2 separate regions of the Homo sapiens genome follow, and region 2 is linked to region 1. A link is a loop called in an ENCODE intact Hi-C map of the cell type or tissue named here. Cell type or tissue: HepG2. All regions are shown on one strand. Each heading gives the region's core, and the rest is flanking DNA. Links, peaks and the distances in the headings are about the cores only.

What was found. A loop is a pair of places that touch in the nucleus more often than their neighbours do. Peaks named below come from ENCODE experiments on the same cell type or tissue, not always from the same donor. Only the 100,000 strongest peaks of a DNase experiment are listed, where the experiment ranks them.
Region 2: it touches region 1 in a loop (2.7-fold over the local background); 15 of 110 quality-filtered maps call a loop at or near these places.

What each region holds. Positions count from the first base shown.
Region 1 is chr5:65,907,394-65,923,981 of GRCh38, forward strand. No RefSeq gene overlaps it. Among named protein-coding and RNA genes, the nearest start is that of ERBIN, 11 kb to the right of the region's middle. In HepG2, for the core only: no CTCF peak of the experiment used is centred there; a DNase peak (open chromatin) is centred at 6,318; H3K4me3 peaks cover 577 bases.
Region 2 is chr5:65,854,623-65,871,210 of GRCh38, forward strand. No RefSeq gene overlaps it. Among named protein-coding and RNA genes, the nearest start is that of ERBIN, 64 kb to the right of the region's middle. In HepG2, for the core only: no CTCF peak of the experiment used is centred there; no DNase peak of the experiment used is centred there.

The DNA.
Region 1 (16,588 bases), core at 4,247-8,246:
TCATCCTCGTACTAAAAGCATGGGTAATATTGATAATTTTAATTGTTTTTCATATTTCTTTCAGTAGTGAGTTTGCACAGCTCCCAAATTTCCATTTGTGTTGACAGCTCTCAAAATAGCTTCCTTATTTTAAATGAATTCATTATTATATTTTATTTGGGGAAATTAAGTCAATGCAGTGCAAAGTTATTAGCAGGCTTCCAGTACACTGTTTCATTTCATTGCTCATCTGAACTTCAAATCCTAGGTAGCTTACTGCATCCCAAACTTGAGCCTTCAGTATCCAAAGGGTCAGTCCAAGGGTCTCAAAGAAACTTGTTCCTATTAATTGCTCGTCGAAGAGTGGGTCAGAGGTCTGGTTCAAAATTGAAACTCATAATAGCATCTAAGGGAGTGAATTCATTCTAGGGTCCTTGCAGGAACTCTAAGCCATGCCAGAAGATCCTAGTGCGTATAAATTCTACCAACCCTTAACCAGCACTCACTCCTAAGAACTTTGGAGTATGAGGAAGAAGTAAGGGGTGGGTCTTAGAACTAATGTGCTGCCCTTCCAGTATACTAGCAAAGGATAAAACTTCAGCTTCCAAATTGGAAAAAGAATGTGTGAGCTGACTCTGTTTTTTAAACTCAGGACCAAACCTTGGTCCTCTCTTTGGACCCTGTAGACTCTGAATTGATGGATTTAGAAAGATAATTGGGTGATTCTTTTCTACATCATTTCCAGAAAGCTACTAACCTTGCTTCAGAAAAATGTGTTCAAAATGCATCTTAAATTGCATCTTCTTGTTGACTTTGTCTCTAACCAAAGTAAATGTACCATAATGATCATGTTTAGCATGATGATAAAGTTAATAAGAATAATAATCATGTGAATGATTTCCATGAAAACTCTGTTAATCAGGTTTTTTTTTTGGGGTTTTGTTTTGTTTTGTTTTGTTTTTAACGGAGTCTCACTCTGTCGCCAGGCTGGAGTGCAGTGGCACGATCCCGGCTTACTGCAAACTCCACCTCCTGGGTTCAAGTGATTCTCCTGCCTCAGCCTCCTGAGTAGCTGGGATTACAGGTGTGCACCACCACATCCAGCTAATTTTCATATTTTTAGTAGAGACAGGGTTTCACCATGTTGGCTGGGATGGTCTCAATCTCTTGACCTTGTGATCTGCCCACCTCGGGCTCCCAAAGTGCAGGGATTACAGGCGTGAGCTACTGTGCCTGGCCTAATCAGTTTTTAAAATATAGTGGAAACAGAAAAGTTTAAAAATAAACATGGCAGACTCTTTAAGTAAACTCATAGCTGGAAAGTTAGGAAAGAATTTTTCATAACCATGGAGATGCTGTGTAACAAGTTTCTATATGGCAACACTGTATAGAGCTGATGTAGTCAAATTGCTCTAACAAGGAGGTGAAGAGCAGTGATATGTCAAACAGACCTTGAATCAGACCCTGTTTTGACACTTAACTAGCTGAGTGGCCTTAAACTTTCTTAGCCTCAGTTTCTTCATATTCAAAATGGAGATAATAATGGTATTTATCTCATAGACTTTGGGGACTATTAAATGACTTATTGTGTGTAAAATGTACACACATTTTATGTTTAAAAACTCAGCCCCTCTATGTGAAAAAAATGCATATATATATAAAAAAAAATGAGGCCAGGGATGGTAGCACACGCTTGTAATCCCAGCACTTTGGGACGCCAAGGCAGGAGGGTCACTTGAGCCCAAGAGTACGAGAACAGCCTGGGCAACATGGCGAAATCCCATCTCCAGAAAAAATACAAAAATTAGCCGGGCCTGGTGGGGCTGCCTGTAGTCTTAGCTACTTGGGAGGCTGAGGCAGGAGAATCGCTTGAACTCAGGAGGTGGAGGTTGCAGTGGGCAGAGATCATACCACTGCACTCCAGGCTGGGAGACAAGAGTGAGAACCTGTCTCAAACGAAAAGAAATAAAAAGAAAAAAGAAAAGAAAAGTATCAACTTTGTAGGCTTGTGGGAAAAAAAAGAAAAAAGAAAAACTCAGCCCCTCAATAAATATTAATTTATATTTTTTACTCCTACATACCAAGCAAGTAATAATGTGTTTTGGATGCTGGTCTAAAGAACATAAGTGAAGCATGGCAAGATCATGGTCCATAAGAAGTTTCATTTAATTCTAGGGATCATCTGTAGTAAAAATACACACACACACACACACACACACACACACACATATATATATATATACACATTTTTTTTTCTTTTTTTGAGGCTAAGTTTCACTATGTTGCCCAGTCTGGAGTTCAGTGGCCGATCTCAGCTCACTGCAAGCTCCGCCTCCCGGGTTTACGCCATTCTCCTGTCTCAGCCTCCCAAGTAGCTGGGACTACAGGCGCCTGCCACTGCGCCAGGCTAATTTTTTGTATTTTTAGTAGAGACGGGGTTTCACCGTTTTAGCCAGGATGGTCTCGATCTCCCGACCTAGTGATCCGCCCGCCTTGGCCACCCAAAGTGCTGGGATTATAGGTGTGAGCCACTGCGCCCAGCCCATCCGTAGTAATACTTTTAACTTCTTTATGTAGTTTTTAAATTGTGGTATAATATGCATAATACACATTATTATTTTAACCATTATAAATTGTACAATTCAATGGCATTAAGTACATTGACAAGGTTGTGAAACAATCAATCACTATGCATTTCTAGAACTTTTTCATCATCCCGAACAGAAACTACACCCATGAAACAGCAATTCCACTTTTGAGTGGTTATTTTAAAATGAATATTTTATCTTTTTATGTAAGGGAAAGAAAACTACCTTTTTAGCATTATTTGAGTATATTATCATATAGAAAATGAGAAAATAGAGATAAAAACGAATGAAAATGAAATCACTTTAAATTTCACTCTCCATAAATAAGTAGCTTCAATATTTTGTGATATGTTGGAGCTAAGCTATGAGAATGCAAAGGTATAAGAATGATACAATGGACACTGAGGACTCGGGGGAAAGGGTGAGAGGAGGGAGAGGGATAAAAGACTACAAATAGGGGACAGTGTATACTGCTCGGGTGATGGGTGCAAGAAAATATCAGAAATCACTACTAAAAAACTTATTCATGTAACCAAACACCACCTGTTCCCCCAAAACCTATGGAAATAAAAATAAATAAATAAAGTCTTGTGGAAAAAAAAAAGAATGAGATTGGAGGTGTGGAGCTGAAACCAGAGATATCGTACCAAATGTATTAAGCCTTAGCCAACTCAATGAAAGCTTGCCAACCTCACAAACCTAAATTGATATGAAATACTGACTTGAATAAATTATTCCAATGTCCTGGAAAAAAATTTTTGTGATCTAGCTGTCACCAGTTTTCCTCTTGCAAACATCTATATATGTAAAATGAAATCCTATTATGAATTCTACTTTCTAACCATTTAAAAAATCTTTTAACTAGATAAGCACATTTTAGTAGATGTGGTAGGTAAATAACCATGAGGAAGAGAGGCAGAGAACTACTTCTCCGTTTTAAAAAGACTTTGATGAGGAAGCAGTGAGGGGATAAAAACCAAAATGACCTGTTTTCATGAAGACCACTTCATCAGAAGACTAATTCTTCCTCAATCTACAACTGTCATGATCCTAAAAATTACTGTAGCAATTTGGCGTAAAGCCTAATTGTCATCCCTCGTGGTGTCTCAAAATGAACATAAATGAATGAAAAATCTTTAAAAAATATAACATAAAACAAAACTAATAGAAATGACTCCCTAAAGGGAGGGAACAGGATAACGGAAGAAGGAATGAAATGAGTTTATTATCTTATTATTATCTATCTTATTATATAGTTATATATATATAACATATATATATATAGTCAGAGATATATTATAAGATGGTGGAGACAGAAGTAAGCCATGATCACATCACTGCACTGCAGCCTCGGCAACAGAGGGAGACCCTGTTTCTAAATAAGTAAATAAATACAATTTTATTTTACATATAAAACATTTATGTAATTTATATGGCCAAACTATATAATATATATATTATGGCTGGAGCTGAACAGTTAGGGGGAAGGGAGGGTGGGGCAGCTGGGGGCTGGCCAGGGAGCTCTCTCTCTTTGTCTCTCATTTCCTGTATGTAATCACAGGGCCTCTCCAAGTGGTCTTTCCATGTGGGCTAGTTTGGCCTTTCCCATACATGGCACCTTCAGGGCAGTCAGAATGCTCACTTAGCAGCTGATGTCTTCGAGAGCAAGTATTCCAGTGAACAAGGTGGAGGCTGCATTGCCTTTTATGCCCTCACCTGGGAAGTCACACCATATTATTTCCTCTGTACTCTATTGGTTGAAACAGAATTAAAAAACAGCCCATTTTCAAGGAGAGGGTTCATAGATTGCACCTCTCGGTGACAGTAATGTCAAAGAATTTGTGGACATATTTTTAAACTGCCAGCCATAGCATCCTTAAAAACCTCACAACAGTACCCAACTCAAAAGGCCACAAAAGAATGGACAGTCTACATATCACGGTTACTCACAAGTAGGGACTTTGCTGATTCCCAGGCCCATGGAACAACCAATTCCTCTTAGAATTGCATATACCTTATAGATTTATGCAAAACATCATAACTTGGTGTCTTTTAAATTACTTTATGACTTATCACATGTGAAACGCCCAGCCTAGTACTGGGTCCATAATAGACACTCTGTAAATATCGATGATAGCTGACACTTGTTTGAATTCCTCAGAAGATTTTACTGATTGAGCACACTATTAATAAGTAGTAGTTTGTGTGATCTCATGATTCTCTGAAAGACTTGACGGAGTTACAGTTTGAAAGAAGAATGGACCTCTAGAAAACTAAAATTCAGTATAAAATGTTGCAGTTGGCTGATGTTTAGTGATAACAAAGAGTGGGTAGGCCAGAAAAGTGCCATTTCTCTCTCTTTTTTTATTTTTCCGAGACAGGATCTCACTCTGTCACTCAAATGGGAGTGCAGTGGTGTGATCATGGCTTACTGGAACCTTGAACTCCTGGGCTAAAGCAATCCTCCCACCTTAGGCTCCAGAGTAACTGGGACTACAGGTGCATGCTGCCATACCTGGCTAATTTTAAAAAATTTTTTTGTAGAGATAGGATCTCGCTATGTTGACTATGCTGGTGTTGAACTCCTGCCCTCAAGCGATCCTCCTTCCTCAGCCTCTATTTTTACTTTCTATCAGCTTTCTTCTTCCACAGATTGCCTTCTGAAAAACTCTCCTGAGCAACAGAAAAAAAGGAGCATCTCCCTTATGTGAAGTATCAATGTATCATGCCAAAGCTTTTTAAAGAATACTAATGATGGTTAGAATCCAATCTGTTTAAAAATATTTCTGAATATTAAGCAAAACATATACCAGATTTTTGAATCTGGAGTATTCCTTTGGCTTATAAGAAACCTTAGATTTTCTGTTAAGTCTGAAATGTCAAAAATGACCTTAAGTTATGGTGTTAGATACAGTAATTCATTTTGTAATGTAAATTAGTGTGTAATTTCCCAAACTGACAGAAATGTTAGATAATACCTATAGCTATGCAAAGAAAGAAAATCTAATATTATACTAAAGTAGAAGTTCCCTTAAAATTACAAGTCACATAAACAATGAGTAATTATAAATTATGAGTATTTATTTATTAAAATACTCAATTGTAATTGATGCTACTATATTACCCAATAAAATTACAACATAGTGTTCCAACTCTTCACTAATGTAGATTGCCAACAATTACATAAATTTCAGTGCTTTTACTTTTCCTATTTAGCGACTTTTATTTACCTCAGAATACTTGTGGAATTGATATCTAGCTCCACGTATCTTGATCTAAGAAGCTCAAGAACTCTGTGTACCCAATCAGTCAATTATGATGTATCATAGGGCACAAAGTTTCAGAGGTTCAAAGGCTGTTGACTGAATTCAACTGTGCTTTTTACATCACACATACCAAAAAATCTCAAAAATTGCAAACAGATGACTCTAGAATTATATGAAAGTCTCTTCACATTCTCTGCAAAATGACCTTCTAAATCATGTCCTATAAGAAAAATGTTTTTTTTGTTGATGGAATTTTATTAAAATTAATAATAGGCCTGAAAAAAAGAGAAGTACTACATATACTTTATTACATTCTTTGTGGAATATGTTCTGGAAAAATAGAAGGCACTACAGAAATAATTTAACTGAGGAAGAAGTTCTACTCTGCACAAAACTCCCATTGATGTCAGTGGGAGTTCTGTGAATGGAACAAATGTTGAACTTGACCCTGCAATGTTTAAACTGCAATCCTCCCTGCTCTTGGCTTAGCCTGGCTTCCCACTGAAAGGCGTTGTGGTCCGTGCAGGGATTACACAGCAGGTTAATAGTCTGGTTTTTCACTTCTTCTGGAGCAACAGATGAAACACATAATACCTTCTTTTAGGGCTATTACATACTTTTAAACACAAAAGACTTTAAATGAGGTAGCGTGAGAAAGTAAAAGGTAGAATCTGTGAATGGAAACTTCTGTTGGGAATTATTTTTAAACTATCTTCTCCACTAGTGCCTGAGAACCATCAATGAGTCCTATTTACATTAAAGGAAAAGGGAAGAATACCAAGATCTTAGAGACCACTTAGTATATCGGTATTGAAAATCATCACTGAGTGAGCCATGTTCACTCTGTTTTTGTTATATTCCATTACACACGTATAAGGAATGGTTACCAGCAAGATCCCAATACAATTGTTTTTTGGTAAAATAAGACGGTATGATTATAAATAAAGTTAAGAAAAAAACACATGTTTTTACCACAAGGTAAGCTACTGAAGAACCAAACTAGAGTGGCTCATTTTTCACTCGATCTCACAAAAAAAGATGTGACTCTAGTTATGGATCTAGCATAATCACATATTGCTGCTACCTAAAAGTATTATGTTCTGGAGCAAGGGCCTTGAAATCACCTAGTCTATATAGTTATACTCAGGCACTTGAATAACAACATAATCAGGGTCTTATTTTTAGCTGTTGGTATTCAGTGGAATTATTTGTCCTCCTTTGTATACTTTGTAAATCCTTTATTTTCTATAACACATACATATTGCCCTTATGGAGAGGAAAAAATAAAAGAAAGGGATCAGCTTTTGTTTGAAAGGAGCAGAAGAAGAGGAAGATGAAAAAACAGGAAGTATTTCAAGTTGAAATTAAAACTTTTTGTTTTTATTTGACAGAAGATTGTGGATTTAAAACAAAACAAAACAAAACCCAATGATTAGAAGTGAAAATGTTGGCTTATACATGGTGTGGGAAATCTACTGTTGCAGGCATTAAAAGTAGTTACAGGTTTACATATAGTTTATGGTTGGCATTTATGCTCTGGTCTTTCAGGTTGCTGGGTTCAGATTCCAGCTCTCCAACTTCCGAGCTACATAGTCTTGTACAGGCAGGTTATCTATTAACCAGCATCCTAATTTATTATTCTGATAGGAATGTATTGAAGAGGAGGAGGGAATGGAGGAAGGCTTGGGAGAAGTTTACAGAGGCTGAGCTGTGTTGCTTGGATCAGCTGTAGAAGCTTGGGCTTTCAGGCGTCAGATGCTTGCTTGCACAGCTAGCTGAGAAGGACACTTTGTGAGCCATGAGCTTCAGGGTCTCAGAGCAGTTTCAGAGTGGCCTTCTGTTTCATTAATTCTCTACCCCGGAGGCTCCTGGTGCTGCAGGATCCTCTTTCCAGGGGAAATCAGACTCACTTAGGAACTGAATGACTTCTAGCAGTTCTCTTTCTTTTTAACTAATTCAGAACTTGTTACTGTTTTATTATTTTTTATATTATAGATTTACAAGTTTTAAATCAATACGTCTTTTAATGTTAATGCCATTCATCTTTAAATATTTATCGAAAAATTTTCTTATGTATACATTATACTGAAATCCATTTCATGTTCTGGCTTTTATGAAAGTTTAACCCTAAATCTTTTTTTTTCCTCTACTTGCTCTTTTTCACAATTTTAACTCTCACATCTCTCATCTCGTTTTCTACAAACATTTTAATCTTTTAAAAAGATGTTATTTCAATTCCTAGTTTTAGGTCTGTTTTAGTCCTTTATTTTTTATTTATTTATTTTTTGAGATGGAGTTTTGTTCTGTTGCCCAGGCTGGAGTACAATGGCACGATCTCTGCTCACTGCAGTCTCTGCCTCCCAGGTTCAAGTGATTCTCCTGCTTCAGCCTCCTAAGCAGCTGAGATTACAGGTGCCTGCCACCATGCTAGGCTAACATGCCAGCTAATTTTTGTATTTGAACTAGTGACAGGCTTTCACCATGTTGATCACGCTGGTCTTGAACTCCTGCCCTTCAGTGATCCACCCATCTTGGCCTCCCAGAGTGGTGGGATTACAGGCCTGAGCCACCGTGCCCAGCCTGTTTTAGTCTTTTAAAAATTTATGTTGCTGGGTGTGGTGGCTCACACCTGTAATCTCAGCACGTTGGGAAGCTGAGGCTGGCAGATCACCTGAGGTCAGGAGTTCAAGACCAGCCTGGCCAACATGGCGAAACCCTGTCTCTACTAAAAATACAAAAAAAATTAGCTGGGTGTGGTGGGGCGGGCACCTGTAATCCCAGCTGCTTGGGAGGCTGAGTCAAGAGAATTGCTGTAACCCGGGAGTTGGAGGTTGCAGTGAGCTGAGACTGTGCCACTACAGTCCAGCCTGGGCGACAGAGTGGGACTCCATCTAAAAAAAATAAATAAAATTTATGTTGAGCCTAGTTTTTTCCCTTCTTCTACCTGAGCCCGTATTTTTTCCCTATTACTTGTCTTTATAATAGCTGGCAGGAAGTAAATTCAAGGAAGTGTGAAGAGCGGATAAAGTCCATATTATAAATAGAGGCAGAAAGAGAAAGACTTTCTTCCTCTCTCTCCCTGACTCCTGCAGCTGTTCCTGCACTGGCCTCCTTAGATCCTTCCATAGGATTCTTTAGTCCAAATAGAACTTTAATCCATTTAACCTAGGAGAATTTGAGAGTTAATTCCCTTCAGGGCCTTAAATCCATTACACAAACAGCACTTTTGATTTGCCAGAACAATTTGCTGCCATCTCACACTGTTCAGCCCTTATTTTAAAATCCATGGTTTCCAAAGTATATAATTATTGGAATTGGGCAAAGTATGTAATTATTGGAATTTGGGAAAACTATGGCAAATACATACCCAGAAGCCTGGTGGTCTGTCTAGAGGAATATGATCAAGGAGGGGTTCACTAGGATATGCCCAGGTCTGACCCTTTTGAGATGGTGCTTCCTCAAATATTCCATGCTTCCTCAAAAAGTTCCATGAACTTCCCTACTGACATTCATGGAGAGTGGCACCAGAAAGACTCTTGTCTAGTTTCAGGGACCATGTTTAAACTGGTTTAATTCCAACCCACGATCATCAGATTAGTTCACTTCCCTTTCTGTTCAGGTCATGGGAGCACCCTTTAATTATAGTCCAGTGGAGTTCTCTTTGCTTGAGAGAACTGGAAAACAATCACTGCCCCAAATACAATAATAACAGCCAAAGCTGGCTAGAGTTTCATTATCATTTCATTTCAAATGGGGTTATTCCTCACCTAGGTTTTTAAAGCCCCTACATGTTTTCAAATATTGATTGGCTCTTTATATATGTATTTTTGTAAACTTTTAAAATGTCTTTTGTAAATGGTTTAATTGGATTGTCCAGTTGGATTTTGTAAATAGTTCAACTGGATTGTTATTTCCTCCCAGACCTATAAGAGCTCTTTGTATATATGGATATTAAATTGTTTCTTATATTTTTTCTAATGTTTTAACTTTGTTTGGTGTCTTTTGCCAACAGGAGTTTTCAACATAGTTCTGTCAAACTTTTCTTTGGTGGCTGCTGGGTTGTTCCGTGTTTGGATTGCTATGTGGTAGCAATGTGGCATGGTTGAACATATACTGAGGTGAGAGGGAACTGAGTTCTAATTATGGTTTTGCCACTAACCAGTAGAGTGACTTTGGGCAAGTCTTCAAACCTGTGTTCGCTCAGCTATAAAATGCAGTTGAAGCAGAAACAGGATGACCTCTGAGGTTTCTTCCTGCTTATTCTTCCACTACTGAACATTCTCAGATTCTAGAGTTTTAAAAGCTTATTTTCTTTAAGTAGGCCAATTATTCTCCCTGAAACGAACACTTCTTATTTGCCTAGTGACATTTTCATAGTGTAAAATCTAGCTAGTGTCAGAATTATCTAAATTTCTGAATTTTTGGCATCTGGATTAATAATAAATTTTTATATAAGATTTGGTGAGTTTATGCTTGTTTTCTCTTATGGGTTACAGCATAGGCTTTATAGAGAATAGATATTGCATTTAATATGTAATCTAAAATATGTATATTACGGAGCAACTAAGTCAATAGATATTTAATATGGCTTATTATATTTTATTGATGATAATGAATTGCAGTCCTCTTGATACAAAAAAAAAGGATAGCTTTTATTTGTGTAGTGTTGATAGTGTGCTTTCATGTTCATCATCTTGTTTGGTGCCCACAATAATCCTATGAGAAAGATTAGGCCAGGTGCGGTGGCTCACGCCTGTAATCCCAGGACTTTGGGAGGCCTAGGCGGGTGGATCACGAGGTCAGGAGATCGAGACCATCCTGGCTAACACAGTGAAACCCCGTCTCTACTAAAAATACAAAAAATTAGCTGGGCGTGGTGGTGGGCGCCTGTAGTCCCAGCTGCTCAGGAGGCTGAGGCAGGAGAATGGCATGAACCCGGGAGGCGGAGGTTGCAGTGAGCCGAGATCGCGCCACTGCACTCCAGCCTGGGTGACAGAGCAAGACTCCGTCTCAAAAAAAAAAAAAAAAAAAAGAAAAAGAAAGATTAGATAGGACTTATTCTATTTTATAAATCATGAAGCATTACACAAGAGATTAAATGATTTATCCAAAGTCACCAGCTAGTAAATGCTAATGTCAGTGCCCATACCTTTTTCTTTCTTTCCTTCCTTCTTTCTTTCTCTCTTTCTTTCTTTCCTTCCTTCCTTTCTTTCTTTCTCTTTCTTTCCTTTCTTTTTTCTTTCCTTCTCTCTTTCTTTCTTTCTATCTCTCTCTCTCTTTCTTTTTTTGAGACGGAGTTTCACTCTTGTTGCCCAGTGGTCAGATATAGGTAAATTAAATAAAATATCAAGAATAAAAAGTATTTCTATTAATAGCTTGGTATGCTACATACCAGGAGATATGAAAGATATACTACATATAGTTTTGTATAAGAAAACAAAAAGCCTCAGAGGGAATTTCAAGAAGTAGAAAGAAACATCCATCTTAGAGAAAAACTAGGAGAACAAAAGAATTGAAAATAAGTTAGAATTGGAAAACCATCCATCTTAGAGAACCATTCATCTTAGAGTAAAACTAAAAGAACAAGAGAATTGAAAGTAATTAAAAACTAAGGAAACTGGAGCCAGGCATGGTGGCTCACATCTGTAATCCCAGCACTTTGGGAGGCTGAGGTGGTAGAATCACTTGAGCCCAGGAGTTTGAGACTACAGTGAGCTACGATCATGGCACTACACTCCAGCCTGGGAAAAATGCTAAGAAAACTAAAATAATAGATCTGAAGCTAGAGAAAAACAGAAGGGAGAGGAAATATTTAAAAATATGTTATAATTTAGATCAGCATTTTTGAAGGAAATTGACAGCATTTATAGTCACTTCCCAGAAAATAAATTTCATCCCAAGGGAATAAAGTATGTGTGCCAAAGTATATTCAGAATTATTTTAGAAAACTCAATGGAAAAACATCATTTTCCAATACTGATTAAATCAGACGTAGGTGAGATTTGTCCAGTAGTCTGCTTATGATACAGTAGTTTTTGACAATACAGAGAGAATTTACTCTGACTTTATTTTTTATTTTTTAATTTTTTTGAGACGGAGTCTCCCTCTGTCGCCCAGGCTGGAGTGCAGTGGCGCGATCTCAGCTCACTGCAAGCTCCTCCTCCCAGGTTCACCCCATTCTCTGCCTCAGCCTCCCGAGTAGCTGAGACTACAGGTGCCCGCTACCACGCCCGGCTAATTTTTTTGTATTTTTAGTAGAGACGGGGTTTCACCGTGTTAGCCAGGATGGTCTCGATGTCCTGATTGTGATCCACCCGCCTCGGCCTCCCAAAGAGCTGAGATTACAGGCGTGAGCCACCGTGCCTGGCCTACTCTGACTTTAAAATAGGAATGATGTGATACTTAACTAGTAAATAAAGTTTCTATGTAACATAGTTGGCATTTTTGAACAGGGCATTTAAGCATCTTACTACACCTCGAATTATGTTTAATTCCAATTTATTGGCTATTTTCATGGCATTTTTTATGCTAAACAGTTTTCTAAAATAAAATATTATAGAAAAATGTAAATTTATTAAGTGTGGGAATAAGTGAGGAAAAGAGCAATTTCATTACCTAAAGAAAGATAGTATTAAGTGAAAACATGCATTGAAGGGCAATAAGCAGTCTAACAGAAGTCTAAGTAGAAGTCTAAATAAACTTCTTTTGTTGATTTAATACTGCTCTGATTTGGAAAGAGGTATGCATATTGTAATATGATAGAAATAGATTATGATTCATACTAGGGAGGACTGGAGAGGAGAAGTGGATCAGAAGAAGGCACAAAGTTGAAAATTATTAGTTTGATCATTTGCCTCAGTTGATCCAGGACAGTCTTAGTTTTACATTTGCTGTCCCTGTGTAATTATTATTTATTGTTATTATTATTTTGAGATAGGATCTCACTCTATCACCCAGGCTGGAGTGCAGTGGCACGATCTCAGCTCATTGCAACCTCTGTCTTCTGGGCTCAAGTGATCCTCCCACCTCAGCCTCCCAAGTAGTTGGGACTACAGGCACCCACCCTATACCCAGCTAATTTTTGCATTTTTTTGAAGATATGTGGTTTCACTATGTTGCCCAGGCTGGTCTTGAACTCCTGGATTCAAGCGGTCTGCTCACCTTGGCCTCCAAAAGAGCTGGGATTACAGGCATGAGTCACTGAGCCCCACCCCTGTGTAATTATTAATAATGTCTTTGTTCACTCTCAAAGTATCCTACTTTGGATGATAGACTATATGGTCACCTTAGAAATAATGGAAATAGTGGAAGCATAGTACATATTATTGGTGCCTTTACTACGATTGGTCCAGTAGTACACTAGTCCCAGTAACTCAGGAAGCTGAGGTGGCACAATCGCTGGAGCCCAGGGGTTCTAGGCCACAGTGTGCTATGACTGTGCCTGTGAAGAGCCACTGTAGTTCAGCTTGGAGCAACATAGTGAGACCCTTGTCTCTAAAAAAAGAGTGCACTACTAGTAATAGCTAATACTTTTGAGTCTGCCAAGCACTGTGATACTGCGTTAAATACTTTATGAGCATTGTCCCATTTAGTTTTCCTAATAATCTGTAAGGCAGTATTATAATCTCCTTTCTAGAGAAGAGGATGCTCAAGTATATGTTTATAGGTGTTCAGGAACTTGCTCAAGGTCACTCAAGTAGCCAAGTTTCTAATTCAAGCAGTCTTGTTTCAGAAGCCACACAAATAATCATAATGCATTATTTATTTCTCTCCCCATATTTAAAAACTTCATAAGACATCTGAAAGAAATTCAGCTTTGATAGTTTACAAAATATATAGCATAGAAAAAAAGATTATTAAGCATATACAAGAGGAAAAAAAATCAGTTTTCCAAAAGCTTTTCACAAATAGAGGCAGACTTTCCATGCGATGCATAAAATATTTTAAAAAATATGCTTGAAATGTCGAAACATGTTATGGGAGAGGTGATTCCATTCTCAAAGTATTACAGAATCCATAATATTGGTTCTTGCATGTACAGCCTCTTTTGAGCCAAAGAACTTCTTTCCTGCATACTTGCCACCCTAACCTCCTGGCCTCTCTATCAAGAGTCTAAGATGGAAGTAAAAAGGGGGAAGTCAAATCCCTATTAAAAATACATGTTATAGTGCATTTTGATCTAATTGAACCAATGTTTCTAGACTTCATTCAAATCTAACCCTATTCTAGCCTGAAGATTCACTTTTCCCAAACACTACTCTACTAAAAACTGGTTTTAGGTAACCAGTTCTTTACTAGGGGTCTGGTAAAGGAGAAAAGAAGAATTATCATCCCAAACTTGTCCTTGCCCTCTATTTTTGTCTCCTCAATGCTCCTGTGCAGGTGCTTGGCTGGTATGGGGAAGTGACAGGGGTATCCTTTTTAAAAGTGGATGAGCTCTCCCTTAGAGCAGTTTTTCCCCCCGATGGATGCTGTGTACTTTCCTTGGAATGCTTAAGGCCCTAAGCTTTCCTTCAGTTGAAATAGCTTATCTCTAGCAGACAGTAATTCCTTTCCTGAGCCCAGCCATTGGGAAGGGGAATCCCAAAGAAAAGATTTTCTGCCTTTCACAGAGAATCATTCAGAGAATCACAACAGGGAACTTGAAGCTATACTATCAATAAACATTAGTTAACTTACTCTCTAAGGTGGTCTTGGAATTCAGTTAATTGTTGCAGACTCACAGGCAGCCTTGTTTAAGGTGGGGTTTTAGTTCTTCTTTAATCATAACTGAAAAGTTAAGTCCATCTTAGTGTAACGTCCTGCGGGAGGATTTTCAAAGGAAACTAATCTGTAAAGCATAGAATGAGAGTACCTTGTAGAATAAATGGAAGATTTGGCTCTGTGTGTGCTGCTTATATGAAACAAAATTAAATACTCAGTGATTAATAACAAAGATGAATTGTTGTTTGTGATTGCTGAACACTCTGATCATATACCTGCCATTTCACCCTTCTGTATGCACACAGATGCAGAATTCCAGAGAAAATACTTTTTAAACAGATTATTAAGGAAATATTTGACAAAATAGGTAACTACAGTTGACCTTTGACCACGCAGGGTTGACTGCATTGGTCAATGCAATTTTTTTTCAATAAATATATTGGACTTTTTTTTGAAGATTTGCAACAATTTGAAAAACTTGCAAACTGTGTAGCCTAGAAATACTGAAAATTTTTATATATGTCATGAATGCATAAAATATGTGTAGACACTAGTCTATTTTTATCATTTACTACCATAAAATATAAACAAACCTATCATAAAAAGTTAAAATTTATCAAAATGTAGGCACACACTTACAGACCAAACATGGTGCTATTTGTAGTGGGGAGAAATGTAAACAAATGTAAAGCTACAGTATTAAATCATAACTGCATAAAATTAACTGTCATGCAAACTGTACTACTGTAATAATTTCATAGCCACTGCTTGGTGCAATTGCAGCGAGCTTAAGTGTTGCCAGTATTCGCTTTAAGCTGTGTAATGCTAATCATCTCTGAGTGAGCAGTTCATCTCTCCAGTAAATTGCGTATTGCAGTAAAAAGTTCTCTCTCATGGTTCTCACGTATTTTCCATCATGTTTAGTGCAATACTGCAAAACTTTAATAACACTATGGCATCCATACGAAGCACCACTGGTGATGCTGGAAGTGTTCCCATGAAGCAAAGTCATGACATTACAAGAAAAAGTTGAACTGCTTGATATGTACCATAGACTGAGGCCTGCAGCTGAGGTTGCCTGGTATTTCAGACAGACAATTCATCTTGTAAACAGACAATGTAAACTTATGGTATGGACATAGTACATTACTGTGAATGTAGTTTCTCTTCCTTATGATTTTCTTAATAACATTTATTTCTCTACTTACTGTAGGAAGACAGTACATAATACATATAAGATACAAGCAATGTGTTAATCAACTGTTTTATGTTATCAGGCTTCTGGTCAGTAGTAGGCTTATTAGTAGTTGTTCAGTTTTGGGAGAGTCAAATGTTATATGCTCACATAGTTGGTTGGTGCCCCTAAATTCCATATTATTCAAGGGTCAACTGTATTGACAAGTGTATCCTGGATTCCATCCTCCTTTCTTGGTTTTGTAGAGACAAGGTCTCACCATGTTGTCCAGGCTGATCTTGAACCCCTAGGCTCAAGCAATCCTCCCGCCTCAGCCTCCAAAGTGCTGGGATTACAGGTGCGAGCCACTGCAACCGGCCAGATTCCATCCTCTTAAGGCCAGTGTATTAGGTGGCTCATTCTTACAGTATGAGTAAGCAGGACTTATTTAGCCATCAAAAGGGTCCTTTTATTGCCTGTAATCCTCTACTCTCTATATAACGCTCCAAGGAATGAGACTATATTTCCGTCTCCTATCAACTCAGCCTCAGCATATGTTATCTCTAGTTATCTCTATTTTTCCCTTCCAACAAAAGCTGCTTTGGGGAAACAATCTGATGAATTAGGTATAAATGACTAATAAGGATTAAAATATTACTTTTCCCAGGATTATGGTTTTGTGCTAGAGAAAAAAACTACTTAAAGGGATAAAACTCTAATGGCAGAATTTCAGGTGAGTTGGAGGGTTTTTGATTATAGGTACTTTTCTAGCCTAGATGGTAGTCTGTCAGATTGGTCCTGAGTGTGAGTATAAATTTTAAAAAGGCTAGGACCAGGGCAAGTCTTAGCCTAAAGCAGTGGCTTGATCAGTTAAGTTT
Region 2 (16,588 bases), core at 5,454-9,453, 52 kb before region 1:
CTGAGCCACAAAGTGAGATCCTGTCTCTATAAAAAATAAAACTTAGCCAGGTGTGGTAGTGTGTGCCTGTAGTGGCAGCTACTCAGGAGGCTGAAGCTGGAGGCTCATTTGAACCCAGGAGTTGGAGGTTGCAGTGAGCTATGATTGCACCACTGTACTCCAGCCTGGGCAACAGAGTGAGACCCTGTCTCAAAAAAAAAAAAACAAAAAAAAAACCCTAAAAAAAAAAAAAGCAGAACAGGCAGAGGTACAAGGCTCTTGGTCTGTCTGTCTGTCTGTCTGTCTGTCTCTCTCTCTCTGTCTTTCTCACTCTCTGTCTCTACCATGTGAGGACACAGTGAAAAACAGGCCATCTGCAAGCCAGGAAGAAGGCCCTCACCAAGAACAAAACCAGCTGATATCTTGATCTTGGACTTTTCAGCCTCCAGGAATGGGAGAAATAAATTTTTGTTGCTTAAGCCACCCAATCTGTGGTATTTTGTTATGGCAGCCCAAGCTGACTACTATGACGTATATTTTATGATTAAACTAGTGATACATGCTGATGGGACAGTTTCAACAAACATAAAAGGAATAAAGAAGTAAAAATCATTTGAAACCCTGAAACCCGGAGATAATCATGTTATGTTATGCATCCTTCCAGGCTTCTTCCTATGCATGTAGAAAACTTTTCACAATCCAGATGCTGTTTTGTAACCTTTTCTTAGCAATAAACACAAGTGTACATGATGGTTTTGTTTTGGTTTGTTTGGTTTTTTTGAGACGGAGTTTTGCTCTTGTTGCGCAGGCTAGAGTACAATGGCGTGACCTTGGCTCACTGCAACCTCTGCCTCCCGGGTTCAAGCAATTATCCTGCCTCAGCCTCCTGAGTAGCTGGGATTACAGGCATGCGCCACCATGGCCGGCTAATTTTGTATTTTTAGTAGAGATGGGGTTTCTCCATGTTGGTCAGGCTGGTCTTGAACTCCTGACCTCAGGTGATCTGCCCACCTCAGCCTCTCAAAGTGCTGGGATTACAGGCACGAGCCACCACGCCCGGCCACGTGGTCGTTTTAATGCACTGCAAAATACTCCACTGAACAGATCTACCATAATGTATTTAATCAGTCCCCTAGTGATAGAGATGTAGGTGATTTCTAATTTATCATTATTGTAAACAATGCTTCATGAAGGCCTTTTATGTATATCTTTGCATGTTTGTCCAATTTGTTCAGTGGGATGAATTCCCAGAAATTAAATTTCTGGGCCAAAGGATATGCTTATTTAAAATGTTGACATCCTGTATATTGCCAAATTACCTTCCAGAAAGGCTGAACCAATTTATACTCCTACTGTGCATGAGAGTGCCCACTGCTCCACACCCTTGCCAAACTGGCATGCTTTCAACAGCAGTAAAAATAGGTTCTTGTCTGCTTTTCTCCTATGAGTCCTACCAAGTGCATGATGTGAAAGTGAATGAGAGGAATATAAAGTTGACAGATGGGAGGTATTTTGGTCACTGTAATGTTTTATCTAAAGCACACCATTTTCCTCTCAAAACAAGTGTGATAGATAAGCCCCCTTCATTTTTTAGTACAAGTTCTAGGACATAATTTCCTAAATGGATTGATTCCTTAGAGAATGAATGTCTCTGAGGATGTGGAAATTATTCAAGCCAAATGTGCTTTGGGCTGATAGAGGATATACAATTTTGACATAGCAGTATCTATGTGACCTCTTTTTTAAAGATGCAAAGTATAATATTTTTGCCCTGTGCTATCCAAAGTGTCATACTGCAGCCTACTCTGAATGTACTCATTCATTTGCCTGAAGTTCCCACAGAGAAAAGTTTTCTCTGACTTTGTTTTATATTGAAAAAGTTTTTTAATTGAAGTATAATTTACACACAATATGAATAATTTTTCTCTTTAAAATCTGATTGTGAATAACTGCAACCTTCATAGATAACCTTTCATTACATTAAATGAGAGAGAAAAGCTCTTTTTTTTCCTCGAGACAGAGTCTCACTCTGTTGCCCAGGCCGGAGTGCAATGGTGCAATCTCGGCTCACTGCAACCTTTGTCTCCTGGGTTGAAGCCATCCTCCTGTCTCAGCCTCCCAAGCAGCTGGGATTACAGGGGTACGCCACCACACTCAACTAATTTTTGTATTTTTAGTAGTGACAGGACTTTACCATGTTGGCCAGGCTGATCTCAAACCCCTGACCTCAGCTGATGCTCCTGCCTCAGCCTCCCAAAGGGCTGGAATTACAGGTGTGAGCCTTCGTGCCCAGCAGAAAAGCTTATAATTAAACACACACTCTTTGAAAAGCACAGAGAAAAGAGAATGGAGTTTTACATGCAGCTATTTCACTCCTTAGTTGTATGGTCTGAAGCACATAATTTAGCACAATACGCTTCTTTTACTCTCATCTGATAAACTAGCAAAATGAAATCTACACTACCTTCTCCATAGAGATGTTGGAAGCACATCCAATATCTCTAGGAAGGTCCTTAGCACTATAGTGAGTTAAATTATATATATTTTTAAAAATGTGCATCCAGTCAAATATATCTAATCTACTTGTATCTGATCTTAAAGTTTTTGTGCTTGAGGGGAATGTATTTCTTTTTCAAATGAAAACATGTTGATCAGATAAATGTTTACGATGGAAAATTATCCTTTTGTTTTGGCATTAATGTCAATTAAAAGCATTCTGAAACTGTTCAGCTTCACTGATGATATTAATGAACCTTACATGAGAAAAAGCCAGAAAATAATTAGCATAATTATAAAATGTGAACTGTACATTAATAATTCTCTTTGTTTTTTCCCTTTTAGCCACTTAATAAATTGTGTGTATCAAATTATTATAAATGTGGTACTTCTGATGTTAGCAGAATTATGTTTTAAAAGGCATAACAATAATATTTGTTTAATTTAGAAAAAAGAAAGATCACTTTACATCCTGTTATCCTAGTGATACTGTGAATACAATTGGTTAATGCAAATATAATTCATACTACTGAATTGTACACTTAAAAATGGTAAGATGATAAATTTTATCATCTTTATAAATTTTCAAATTTATATTCTAATATCGTCTTTCTTTTTATTTATTTATTTAGAGACAGGGCTTGCTCTTTCACCCACCTGGCCAGAGTGCAGTGGCACTATCATAGCTCACTGTAGCCTTGACCTCCTGGGCTCAAGCCATCCTTCTGCCTCAGCCTCCCTAGTAGCTAGGACTATAGGCTCTCAGCACCACACCCGGCTAATTTTGTTTTGTTGCTTTGGTAGAGATGAGTTCTCTCCATGTTGCCCAGGCTGGTCTGAGATTCCTGGTCTCAAGCCCTCCTGCCTTGGCATCCCAAAGCACTGGGATCACAGGCATGAGAGCCTTGCCCTAATGTGCCTGCCTGTCTGCCTGCCTTCCTTCCTTCCTTCCTTCCTTCCTTCCTTATTTCTTTCTTCCTTCCTCTTTTTTTTTTCTTTTTTTTTTTTTTGAGACAGAATCTTGCTCAGTCGCCCAAGCTGCAGTGCAGTCGCACAATCTTGGCTCACTGCAACTTCTGCTTCCCGGGTTCAAGCAATTCTGGTGCCTCAGCCTCCCAAGTAGCTGGGATTAGAGGCACGCACCACCATGCCTGGCTAATTTTTGTATTTTCAGTAGAGACAGGGTTTCACCATGTTGGCCAGGCTGGTCTCAAACTCCTAGGCTCGAGCAATCCACCTGCCTGAGCCTCTCAAAGTGCTGGGATTACAGGTACCCAGCTTTTCTTTCAACACACTGGTTAGGGGTGAATGCTTATCCCCTCAGCTCTCTGTCTGCTCCCCACGAGTGACAGCTTGGGATGCTTGGGCTTCTTCCCTTGTCTCACTCTCTCCTCGGGAAAAAGCACCTTCTTTGGCAAGATTGAGGGAAAGAATTGCTAAATGTGTGACTCAGCCCCTCTTTCTCTCTGAGTGGCCAGACCTTAAGGACTTGACTTACCTTGCAATAAGTTTCCTAGAGTAAGCCCTGCCCTGCAAAAAGGACTGAAGTTAGAAGAGGTTTATTTTAATTCAGGGAAGTGAGTATCAGTAAGCCCATTTGGCCACAGACTATGCCACATTCTCCAACCAGCTTTATTAGCTGTGAACTAATGTTTTTTAAAAAATAATTTTTATTGTGGTTTAAAAAAATAGATGACATAAAATTTATCATCTTACCATTTTTAAGTGTACAATTCAGTAGTATTAATTATATTTGCATTAACCAATCTCTACCAGTCTCCAGAACTTTTTCCTCTTGCAAAGCTGAAACTCTATATCCATTAATCAACAATTCATCATTTTCCCCTCCTTCCAGCCGTTGGCAACCACCATTCTACTTTCTGTGTCTATGATTTTCACTACTCTAGATACCTCATAGGAGTGGAACCATGCAGTGTTTGTCCTTTTTGTGACTGGCTCATTTCACTTAGCATGATGTCTTCAAGGCTCATCCATGTTGTAGCATGGTGTCAGAACTTCCTTCCTTTTTAAGACTGACATTTTGAGCTCCCAGATTCCCTGCTTCTATGTCTCCACTGACTCAAAACTGAGAGCTAGAGGGAGGGTGTAACTAATTTTCATCCCCTCAAGCCCCATCCAACTGGATAATAGTGTGTTGTGGTAGACATCTATTGTTTTCTCTGGCCAGGGTCAAATAGCAAATCTGGACAGAGGTAAAGTGAGACTTTACTCAAAAGGGTTATTGCAGTAAGAGGAAGAGGACTATTATAATAGAGAGAATGCTCTGATGGTCAACTGTAAGATCTGCAAGCATCTCCAAGACCAGGCAGAAAAGGGCTTTTCTTTTACAGGGAGGAGGAAAGCAGGCTGGAAGGAAGCAGGTGAGGTCTACCAGGATGAGCAGGTTATCCTGCGGTGCGTCAGGGAACAGTTCCCCCTGCTGGGTACGCTAGTCTCAGTAGGGGCCATTAAGGAGGGCTTGTTCCTAGCTCTAATGTTTAAGGGTGGGCCAAGTTCAGGGACTTGGAAGAATGACAGAGGCCTGACTAAAGTTTAGCCCAGTTAGCAGGCATTTTGTCCAGATTGGCCTGTGGAAACAAACAGGTCAGCTAATCATTTATGAGTCAAAGAATGGGAAATTAGAGGATCTCTATATGGCTTTGTCATAGTTAGACAAGGGGGTCACTCCAAGTCTCTAAGTCGTATGGGGAAGGGCAATTATTTGCTGTAAGTCATTTCCTGGAACACAAAGGTTGGAGGGAGGCTGGGCGCAGTGGCTCATGCCTGTAATCCCAGCACTTTGGGAGGCAGAGGCAGGCAGATCATTTGAGGTCATGAGTTTGAAACCAGATGGCCAACATGGCAAAACCCCGTCTTTACTAAAAATACAGAAATTAACCGGCGTGATGGTGTGCACCTGTAGTCCTAGCTACTTGGGAGACTGGGGGAGGAGAATCACTTGAACCCAGGAGACGGAGGTTGCAGTGAGCCAAGATCTCACCACTGCACTCCAGCCTGGGCAACAGAGCAAGACCTTGTCTCAAAACAAAACAAAACAAAACAAAAAAGTTGGAGGGAGATGGTTTCCTGATCCTTGCTGTTTTCCAGGGGCACAGGGCTTGACGTTGTCACTAATACCCTTTCCTACTCCAGGTGTTGACAGAACCCCTCTTTCTCATGGAAAATCCACCTCACTTATTTTGAGTGAGGCTGATCCCACTTTCTACTCATACGGATGGACATGTGGCCCAGGCCTTGCCAATTCAAATCACTTATTCTCTGATTAGTATTATTGCTCCAGCAAATATGTAGATGCTCCAAGCAGTACCGATCAGTCTCTCCTGAGATTTGATCATGTAGATGCTGGGAGAGAACCCTGATATGAACCCAGCCATGCCTAGCTTAGGTCTACCTCCAGACTTCCCAGTTATGTGAACAAATAAAACCCCTCTTTGCTTAACTGTGTGATTCTTTTGTTATCCCCCACCCCACAAATAACTATGTTGTGGGCACTGAGGCCTTGTTGGCTTGGGGTGTTTGAAGGATCCTGGCTACCTCTGATTCTGGAGGATTTCAAGGGTCTTATTTTAGTTCCAACAGTGAGACTGTTGACTGCAGAGTTGTGGCTCTATTTCAAGCTTGAGTAATTTCATCTGCCCTCCTTGAAAAATTTTACTGCAAGATATTTAATATTCTTTCTTCCTTCATAGACTTCTAAACATCATGGAATCTCCTTGATCATGTTTCACTATTCAAAGGTAAGTCCTGGCTGGATGCAGTGGCTCATGCCTGTAATCCCAAAACTTTGGGAGGCCAAAGCAGGTGAATCCCTTGAGCCCAGGAGTTTGAGACCAGCCCAGGCAACATAGGGAGAGCCTGTCTCTACAAAAAGTTTAAAAATTAGCTGGGTGTGGTGGCGTGTGTCTATAGTCCCAGCTACTCAGGAGGCTGAGGTGGGATGATTGCTTGATCCCAGGAGATGGAGGCTGCAGTGAGCCAAGAGGTCTCACCCCTGCTTTGGAGGGAAAAAATATAGTATCCCAACATAAATTTTTTAAAAAAATCCTGTTTTTCCTTTAAAAAATAAGCTGTAATGCCCTAGATGTTAAATTGATTTTCAAGTTATTATTATTATTTTTAATAGAAATGGGATCTCATGCTGTCCCCAAGCTAGAGTGCAGTGGTATAATCATAGCTCACTGCAGCCTCAAACTCTTGGGCTCAAGAGATCCTCCTCCCTCAGTAGCTAGGACTACAGGTGCATGCCACCATGCCCAGCTAAGTTTTGTTTTGTTTTGTTTTTGGTCTGGTAGAGATAAGGATCTGAATATGTTGGTTTAGGAACACCTGGCCTCAAACGATCCTCCTGCCTCGGCCTCCCAAAGCACTGAGATTACAGGCATGAGCCACCACACCAGGCCTCGAGTTCTTTTTGATAAATTATATGAACAATAGATTAACATAAAGAATGGAAGGAATCGTTTTTGCGAGTTTTCAGGGATAGTGCATGAAAAGGCCTCATAGAAGAAATAAAATGGGGACACTCATATAAACCACAAAGCTTTAGTTTACATTTGACATTTTCCCAACTTCAACAGATAGATCTACTTAATGACTAGATTGATCTGGTAAATTAGAAAAGTCATGAAATGGATCATGAAAATGATTTAAAATGTTTTAATTATGGAAGGGAAAAAATAAGAAATAGCAGCTAATCTTCCTAAGTAAATGTGAAAAAAAAAAAAAAGGTAATTTAACAAATATTCCTGGAATGCCACTTATGTGCTAGTCACTGGGGATATAGCAATGAACAACACAGACAAAATTTTCTGCCGTCATGAATCTTCTAGTAAAAAATGCACCAATAAAATAAAATGATGAATCTCCAAGAATAAACAACATTTGTGTTCCCAAGGCAAGGGAGCCTTTCACTGACTTGACATTTTGCTGCTCTCTGTTTGCTGGAAATTGCCCTATACCAGCCTGGGCAACATGACAAAACCCCATCTCTACCAAAACCACAAAAATTAGCCAGGCATGGTGGTGCATACCTGTGGTCCCAGCTACTCAGGAGGTTGAGATGGGAGGATCACTTGAGCCCAAGAGGTTGAGATCGCAGTGAGCTGAGATCACGCCACTGCACTCCAGCCTGGGTGACAAAGCAAGACTCTGAAAAAAAAAAAAAAAAAAAGAAGGAAGGAAGGAAGGAAAAATAAATTGTACTATACCAAAATGTTACAGTGTTCATCTCTGAGTGATTTTTTTATTTCTCCTTAATATTCTTCTGCATTTTCCAAATTTTCTACAATAAGCTTCTATTACTTTTTAATCAGAGAAGTAACTTATTAGGGGGAAAAAACCCTAATAAACTAGAAGTTGAAATCCTTCAGTGCAGAGGGCTGACCTGAATACTTGCCTTTGGCACCTTCCTGAACTGAAAAAGTCTAAAAAGCAGGACTTGTTGCTTTCACTTTGGGTAACTGTCCCCCTCCCTCCTCTCATTCTTGAGCTTTCCTGATGTATCCTAAAGCAATTTGTTTTATAGTATCACATACCTTTTTTTTTGTTCACTTTTAAACATTCTGGGTGCCTAGAGCCTTGTCTCTTTCTTGCCTCTCTCTCTCTTCTTCCTGACTACCTGGTTCTTCTGACCTTTTCTCTACAAAGATCACCACTGTTCTACCTCTCTGTGGACCAGATAAACCCTATTACTCCACATTGCCCTTGTCCCTTCCAAGTCTAACTACCACTTTTCAACAAACTGAACTCTCTCTCGGTTACTATGGCATCCCCTGAAAAAATGTCAGTCAAAGCTTTCTCCTATACGCTTACATTTCTAAAAGTTGTTTAACAAATTTACGAAAGAATTTTTTTAGCCCCTGATGGGCCGAAGCATTATGTTACAGTCTTTGAGAACTTAAGGTCATAATAGATAATTCTTTCATTTTGTTTTTTATAATTGGTTTAATCAGAATTTTATTGTTACAATCAATAGTTGCTTTACTTTTCTCTCTCTTTAGTTTAAAGAAATCCCTAGCAGTTTCCCTATTTTTTTTTATTGGTTCTTAGTATGAAAGTTGCATTGACTTTTTTTTTTTTTTTTTTTTTTTTTTGAGATGGAGGTTTGCTCTTGTCGCCCAGGCTGGAGTGCAATGGTGTGATCTCTGCTCACTGCAACCTCTGCCTGCCGGGTTCAAGCGATTCTCCTGCCTCAGCCTCCCAAGTAGCTGGGATTACAGGTGCCTGCCACCATGCCAGGTTAATTTTTTGTAGTTTTAATAGAGACAGGGTTTCACCATGTTGACCACGCTGGTCTCAAACTCCTGACCTCAGGTGATGCACCTGCCTCAGCCTCCTAAAATGCTGGGATTACAGGTGTGAGTCACCACACACAGCCACATTGACTTTTATCAATGTAAAGGGAGAAGTCACTTGATATTTAGGTAAATTGTTTAATAGTATTTTATCTACTTTTTTCAAATTGGTAAGGTGTATTTTTCATGCCTTAAAAATGTCTTTATTGAAGTATAACATACAGTAAAATACATTTAGTGTATTTAGTGAGCTTTAGTGTACAACTCAGTTTTTTTTTTTAACATAGGTATATTCCCATTTAACCACCACCAGCTCAAGACACAGAACACTCCCAGCAACCCCACAATTTCTCTTATCTCTTCCCAGTCAATATCCTCTTGCCCCATACTCCTAGCCTACTCTTGCCAGAATAGTTACCACTATTCTGACTTCTATCACCATTTATAAGTTTTGCCTATTTTTAAACTTGAAATAAACAGAACCACCCAGTATTTACTCTTTTGTTTTGGCTTCTGTAACTCAACATTATTTTCCTGTTCAGTTGCGTCATCATTTTTTTCTTTTTTATTACTGTATGGTATTCCATTAAATAAATATACTTCAATTTATATATCTATTCTCCTGTTGATGGACATTTAGGGGTTTTTCGATTTTTTAGTATGATGAGAAAAGTTATTACAAACATTCTTGTACATGTCTGTTGGTGGACATATGCACTCATTTCTCTTGGGTATATACCAAGGGGTGGAATTGCTGGGTCGTAGAGTAGACATACTTCTACTTTTGGTAAAATTCTTAACATATTTGCATGGCACAAAATTCAGCAGGCACAAAAGAGTGTACAGTGAAAAGTCTCTCTCTTATCTACATCTCAGTTCTACAGTTCTCTTCTCCAGAGGAAACCATATTACCAGTTTCTTACGGAAACATACTTTGTATATAGAAGTATATGTATGTATAGTCTTGTGTTTTACACCAAAGCTACTACACAATCCAAACTCCTTTACACCTTACTTCTTTCACTAAACAATTTATCTTTGGGATTAGTCTATATTAGTAACGTTGAACTGCTTCATTCCATTAAAGCAGCGGCCCTCAAACTTTTTGGCACAAGGCACTGGTTTTGTGGAAGACAGTTTTTCCACAGAGGTCAGGGGCTGGGGAGATGGTTTTGGGATGAAACTGTTCCACCTCAGATCATCAGGCATTAGATTCTCATAAGGAACACACAACCTAGATTCCTCACATGTGCAGTTCACAAACGGGTCCGTGCTCCTATGAGAATTTATTACTGCCTCTCATCTGACAGAATTCGGAGCTCAGGCCGTAATGCTGGCTCACCTGCTACTCACTTCCTGCTGTGCAGCCTGGTTCCTAACAGGCCATGGACCCGTACCAGTCCATGGCCCAGAGGTTGGGACCCCTGCACTAAATGACTGCATAGTATGCTAACTTGCACATCTAAGAATATATCTGTAGGATGAAAACAGCTTTGGGCATTTAAAATTTTGCCTTAATTATATAAGAAAGCCTGTTTTCCCCCACTTTCACCAACACAATGAGTTTGTAGACATTTTAATTCTTGCTAGTCTTAGGTGGAAAATGGTATCTCATTGTACCCTTAAATCTTAAATCTCCCTTAATATAAGGAAGGTCTTTCCATATGTAAAGATTTATTTTTATTTCCTGACCTGTAAGCTGTTTATATTGTTTGTGTATTTTTCTTCGATTATTTTTTCTTATTTTATAATAATTATTTATATATTAAGGGAATTAGCCCTCGGTCTGTGATATGAGTTACACTTTTTTAAATGAAAATTATTTTATTTTAATTTTGAGACAAGGTCTCACTCTATTGCCTAGGCTGGAGTCCAGTGGCACAATCATGGTTCACTGCAGCCTAGACCTCCCAGGCTCAAGAGATCCTCCCACCTCACTCCCACCTCAGCCTCCTGAGTAGCTGGGACTACAGGTGCACACCACCACACGGGGCTAACTTTTTTTTTTTTTTTTTTTTTAGAGATGGAGTCTTGCTATGTTGCCCAGGCTGGTCTTGAACTTCTGGGCTCAAGCAATCCTCCCAGCTCAGCCTCCCAAAGTGCTGGGATTACAGGCATGAGCCACCACCTCTAGCCTGAAACTCATATAATACATAGCAATTTAAGCTCCCACATATATTAATTTAGAAAGGATTGCAACTTAACAAACATTTATTGTGCCAGGCACTGCGAAAAGTGCTGAATATATAATAAAGATTGATTTGTACCTTTAAAACACTTACAATCTAAGAACAGAAAGACACTCCCAAACCAAATGATCATTACTTTATCATTTGGTAAGTTTTATTATAGGATAGACGTGTACACTACATGCACTTCAAGCTCAACGTGTCCAAAACTGAGTTTGTTGTCTTCTTCTAGGACCTCTTTTTCCATTGTTCCGTATCACAGATAATGGCATCATTAGTCACTCAGCTGCTTTGTTTAGAAACCTTGGAGTGATCCTTGAGTCCTTTCTCTCCTTCACTCTCAAAATGGATTTGCCATTTATCTGAAAGATCATTGTGAAGGACTGTAGGAAGGAGGAGGCTGGTGGCTGAGAAACTATTAATTGCATTAGTCCAGATAGCAATCGATGAGGTAGCAACCATGAGAATGGGGAAGAAGACAGAAGAGGGACTTGATGATTTTTAAGTATAGCCAGTGAGGAAGAGTTGGGGATAAGTTCCACATTTCTGGCTGAGTGGATGATGGAAGTCATGCATAGAGATGGGGATGGAGTGCGTAACTGTTTCAGGAAGGGAAAGATACAGGATTCAGTTTAGACATTTTGTGTTTGAGGTCTGGTGTGACAACCAAATATAATTTTAAGTACAGTACTGCCAACTCCCACTTTCCTGAGGTCATAAAAGGGCATGTTACTATGGTTAATTAAAAATCGATATGGATAATTCTTAAACTGTCCCTCTTTATTGCTCACGGCTTTCCTGGGTGTTCACAGTCTTCCTGGGCGCCCTGGTCACTGGCCCTGATCCAGCCACACCTTCTCACAGGTACTCTTATGAAAATTAAGCCCTGAAATAGGCAGAATATTGTCTGGTTTGAGTCTCACAACTTTTTCTCCTAGATAGAATTAAGGAGGCAATGAACAGCCAAAACAGAAACAGGAGGGAGTTGTGAGAGAGTAGCAAAGGGGTTGAATAATTTGAAGCATAGTTAATTGGCCTTTGAATAATCAGATTGCTACAAAAGTATCAGCTTATTTACTTTTGAAATATTATATTACCCCCATACCAGGAAAATAAAGGAATGAGGGGGAAATTACCTATAATCCAGTCACTCCCATAGGACCACTCTAAGCATTATGTAATACTATACTCGCTCCCATTTTTTCCCAGCCTCCTTTTCAAATGGTTATAAGTCACAGTGTAATCATTAATTGTCTAAAATGAATAGTGGTATCCTGGTGGCATAAGATAATTTTTATAAGTGGCCTTAGAGGAACATTGAATATAAAGTAAATGATCATTGTACCCTCTTTACCCTGCTATAAATCATTACTCTCTTTAAGGACATAGAAGGAAATGTGGGCTTATGTTCCAGGTACCTAACATACAAACAGGAAGTCGTGCAGACCTGAGACAGTCTGGTATATTAGCACTGAAATACAGCTACCTTTTAAATTAGTAAGAACTTTTTTTTAACTTATGTATGTTTTGTGGCATGGTAGCATGAAAAGATCACTGGTCTTAGAGGTGGGAGACTCAGGCTATAGTCCTAGCTTTGGCATTAACTGTGTGGTCTTGGGTTTAGTTTTCCTTCTGTACTAAATCAATTCAGATCTCCCGCATACCTGTCAGTGAGTGCGTTAATGTGACCCTGTTTGTCCGTGCCTGATACATGCCCACCCCTGAAGCTGGAGGTGAGATCACCCCTCTCTACACTAAAAAGACCTTGAGTCGGGAAAGAGTCCAGCCCCCAGAATTCCATGGGATGGGTTGTTACCAGAAGGGGAAATGGATTTGAGCAGGCAAAAACACTAGATGTTATCTAACTTTGTTCTCCGTATCTTTATCCCCAAAATGAAGGGATTGGTGTAAAAAGTTCTATTAATAAGTCTCTCTAGATCTGCCTTCACAGGATTGAAAGTACAGAATTGTACCAGTTGAAGTATGAAAAAAACTATGCTCTTCATTTGACTTCTAATTTGTGGTATCTACTCTCTATGACTTCAGGGCAATTTCATGAGTTCAGACCAGGAGTTTTAAACCAGGTTCCTGAGTGACTTTCCTGTTTTTGTGAGCTGTCTGTGTATACTTCCTGCAGAGAGAATGTTTTATTAATAGCAACATATGCCCTGAAACAACATACTTCTTTGACCCCAACACCGTTTTTATCTTTGGAAAACCGATGATGTGTTACTAAGTGTTAAGAATAGTTTATTATTTACTGTGCAGTTGCCAAACCGAATTTATTTTTACTCAAACTGGACAGTACCTGGCTAATACAATGACTCCCCCAAATTCAAGTTTTTCGCGGCATGTCGTCTTATTCTACAAGCTGGGAGAGTGTGTGAGATCAAAGGAATGTGCAAACAGGCCGGAGCCATGGCTCACGCCAGTAATCCCAGCACTTTGGAAGCCCGAGGCAAGCGGATCACTTGAGCTCAGGCATTCAAGACCAGCCTGGGCAACATGGAGAAACCCGGTTGTATTAGGGTTCTCTTAGAGGGACAGAACTAATAGGATATATAAAATATTATATATATATATCATATATACACATATATCATATATACATACATATATATCATATATATACACATATATATATCATATATATGAGAGTTTATTAAGTATTAACTTACATGATCACAAGGTCCCACAATAGGCTGTCTGCAAGCTGAGGAGCAAGGAGAGCCAGTCCAAGTCCTAAAACTGAAAAACTTGGAGTACAATGTTTGAGGGCAGGATCAGCATGGCAGAAAGATAAAGGCTCGGAGGCTAGGCCCATCTCTTTTTCACATTTTTCTACCTGCTTTATATTCACTGGCAGCTGATTAGGTTGTGCCCGCCAGATTAAGGGTGGGTCTGCCTTTCCCAGCCCACTGACTCAAATGTTAATCTCTTCTGGCAACACCCTCACAGACAAATCCAGGATCAATACTCTGTATCTTTCAATCCAATGAAGTTAACAGTATTAACCATCACACTGGTCTTTGCAAAAAGGACAAGAATTAGCCAGGCATGGTGGCACATGCCTGTGGTCCCAGCTACTTGGGAGGCCGAGGTGGGAGGATCACTTGAGCCTGGGGGACAGAGGTTGCAGTGAGCCTTGATTGCACTACTGCACTCCAGCCTGGGTGACAGAGTAAGACCCTGTCGAAAAAAAAAAAAAAAAAAGGAATGTGCAAACATACTTTAAGCATAATTTTGCCCTGACAACTCTTTTTTCCCCAATCTCTACTTGAACGATTATTTTTAATGGGACTGGCTCTGACAAAATAATCCTCACAGGACCTTTAAATTACATAATTAAGCAGAATAAAACAATGTATAATAAAAAGTTTCCTGTTCTTCAATTCTAATAGCAAATTTGCATATATATTCTCTCCATTAGCAAACTGGGATAATAATAGTGGCTCTCTATCTCAGAAGGTTGTTGAACTGATTAAAACGAGATAATGCATGTAAAATACGTGGCACAATGTTTGATGCAAACAAAATGGCCATAAATATTAGCTATTACTGTTTTACCATCCATAAAAAGAATATAATGCCTACCTCAGAGGGTGATTCTGATGATCGAAAGGGATACAAAGTGTTTAACAGGCCAGCACAGTGGCTTCACGCCTGTAATCCCAGCACTTTGGGAGGCTGAGGCGGGCAGATCACCTGAGGTCAGGAGTTCGAGACCAGCATGACCAACATGGAGAAATCCCATCTCTAATAAAAACACAAAATTAGCCAGGTATGGTGGCGCGCCTGTGGTCCCAGCTACTTGGGTGGCTGAAATGGGAGTATCGCTTGAGCCTGGGAGGCAGAGGTTGCAGTGAGTCTAGATCTGGCCACTGCACTCCAGCCTGGGAGAAAGAACAAAACCCTGTCTCGAAATTAATTAATGTAATTAAATGTTTAACATATGTTTAAAACACACATATATAAGCATATAAAGTGTTTAATATTTAAAAATAATTTCTGCTGCTGCTAATAGAAGAAATTTGTGGCTGTTTTTAAGGAATAATAGAATTTCCAAAATCAGTGTCTAGCAACATTTACCTTACTCATGAATTTAAAAAAACCTTCTGATTAGAATACCAGTTTCACTGCTGTTTAATAGTTTAACCCTATTTTGAATCAGCAAATTAGTGTTATGGTTAATTTTATATAAAACATAATGAAATGCATGTCCCAGCTCTGTCATCAAGCAGCTATTCCATCTTGGGCACATTCTTAATGTTTCTAGGCCTTCCTTACCTTATCTTTTAAAGGGCTATTATAATACTTATCTTGTGTACTTCCCATCATAATAATAAAATATTATGTGAGGTTGAAAATTTCCTTATCTTTAAAAGGGCTATAATAATACTTATCTTGTGTACTTTTCGTCATAATAATAAAATATTATGTGAGGTTGAGTTGATTAAAGAACCTTGTAAAGGGTCAAAAGAATAACAATCTGGCAGGGAGCGGTGGCTCATGCCTGTAATCCCAGCACTTTGGGAGGCCGAGGCAGGCAGATCACCTGAGGTCGGGAGTTTGAGACCAGCCTGACCAACATGGAGAAACCCCATCTCTACTAAACATGCAAAATTAGCCGGGTGTGGTGGTGCATGCCTCTAATCTCAGCTACTCAGGAGGCTGAGGCAGGAGAATTGCTTGAACCTGGGAGGTGGAGGTTGTGGTGAGCCAAGGTTGGGTCATTGCACTCCAGCCTGGGCAACAAGAGTGAAACTCCGTCTCAGAAAAAAAAAAAAAGTAACAATCTAACAATAATTTCTTGACTTGTCATGTACCAACTAAATGCCAAGCCTATGCTAACTGCTATATTTATATTGTCTCATTTAATTCTCACAACAGCTCCATTAAGTAGTTGCTATTTTTATGTTTATTTTACAAATGAGGATCCTAAGTCTTAGAGATGTTACGTAACTTGCTTAAAGTCACATTTCATATTAAATGTGCAAATAAACATCTATTCAAACTCCAGATTACTCTTAACCTTTCTACTATAAAAATGCAAGTTATTATTATTTTTGTATAATAAGCAGTTTTTTTTAATGACATCGTGGTAGGGAAGCCCATAGAGGTGATTATTCAAATAGTAATTTTTTTTTTTTATGAGACAGAGTCTCACTCTGTCACCCAGGCTGGAGTGCAGTGGAGCAATCTTGGCTCACTGCAACCTCCGCCCCATGGGTTCAAGCAATCCTCGTGCTTCAGCCTCCCAAGTAGCTGGGACTGCAGGCATGTGCCACCACTTCCAGCTAATTTTTGTTTTTGTTTTTGTTTTGAGATGGAGTCTTGCTCTGTTGCCAGGCTGGAGTGCAGTGGTGCGATCCCGGCTTACTGCAACCTCTGCCTCCCGGGTTCAAGCGATTCTCCTGCCTCAGCCTCCTGAGTAGCAGGGACTAAGGTCGCTAGCCACCCCACCCAGCTAATTTTTTTTGTATTTTAGTAGAGAAGGGTTTTCACCATGTTGGCCAGGATGGTCTCGATCTCCTGACCTGGTGATCTGCCCGCCTCAGCCTCCCAAAATGCTGGGATTATAGACATGAGCCACCACACCCAGCCTAATTT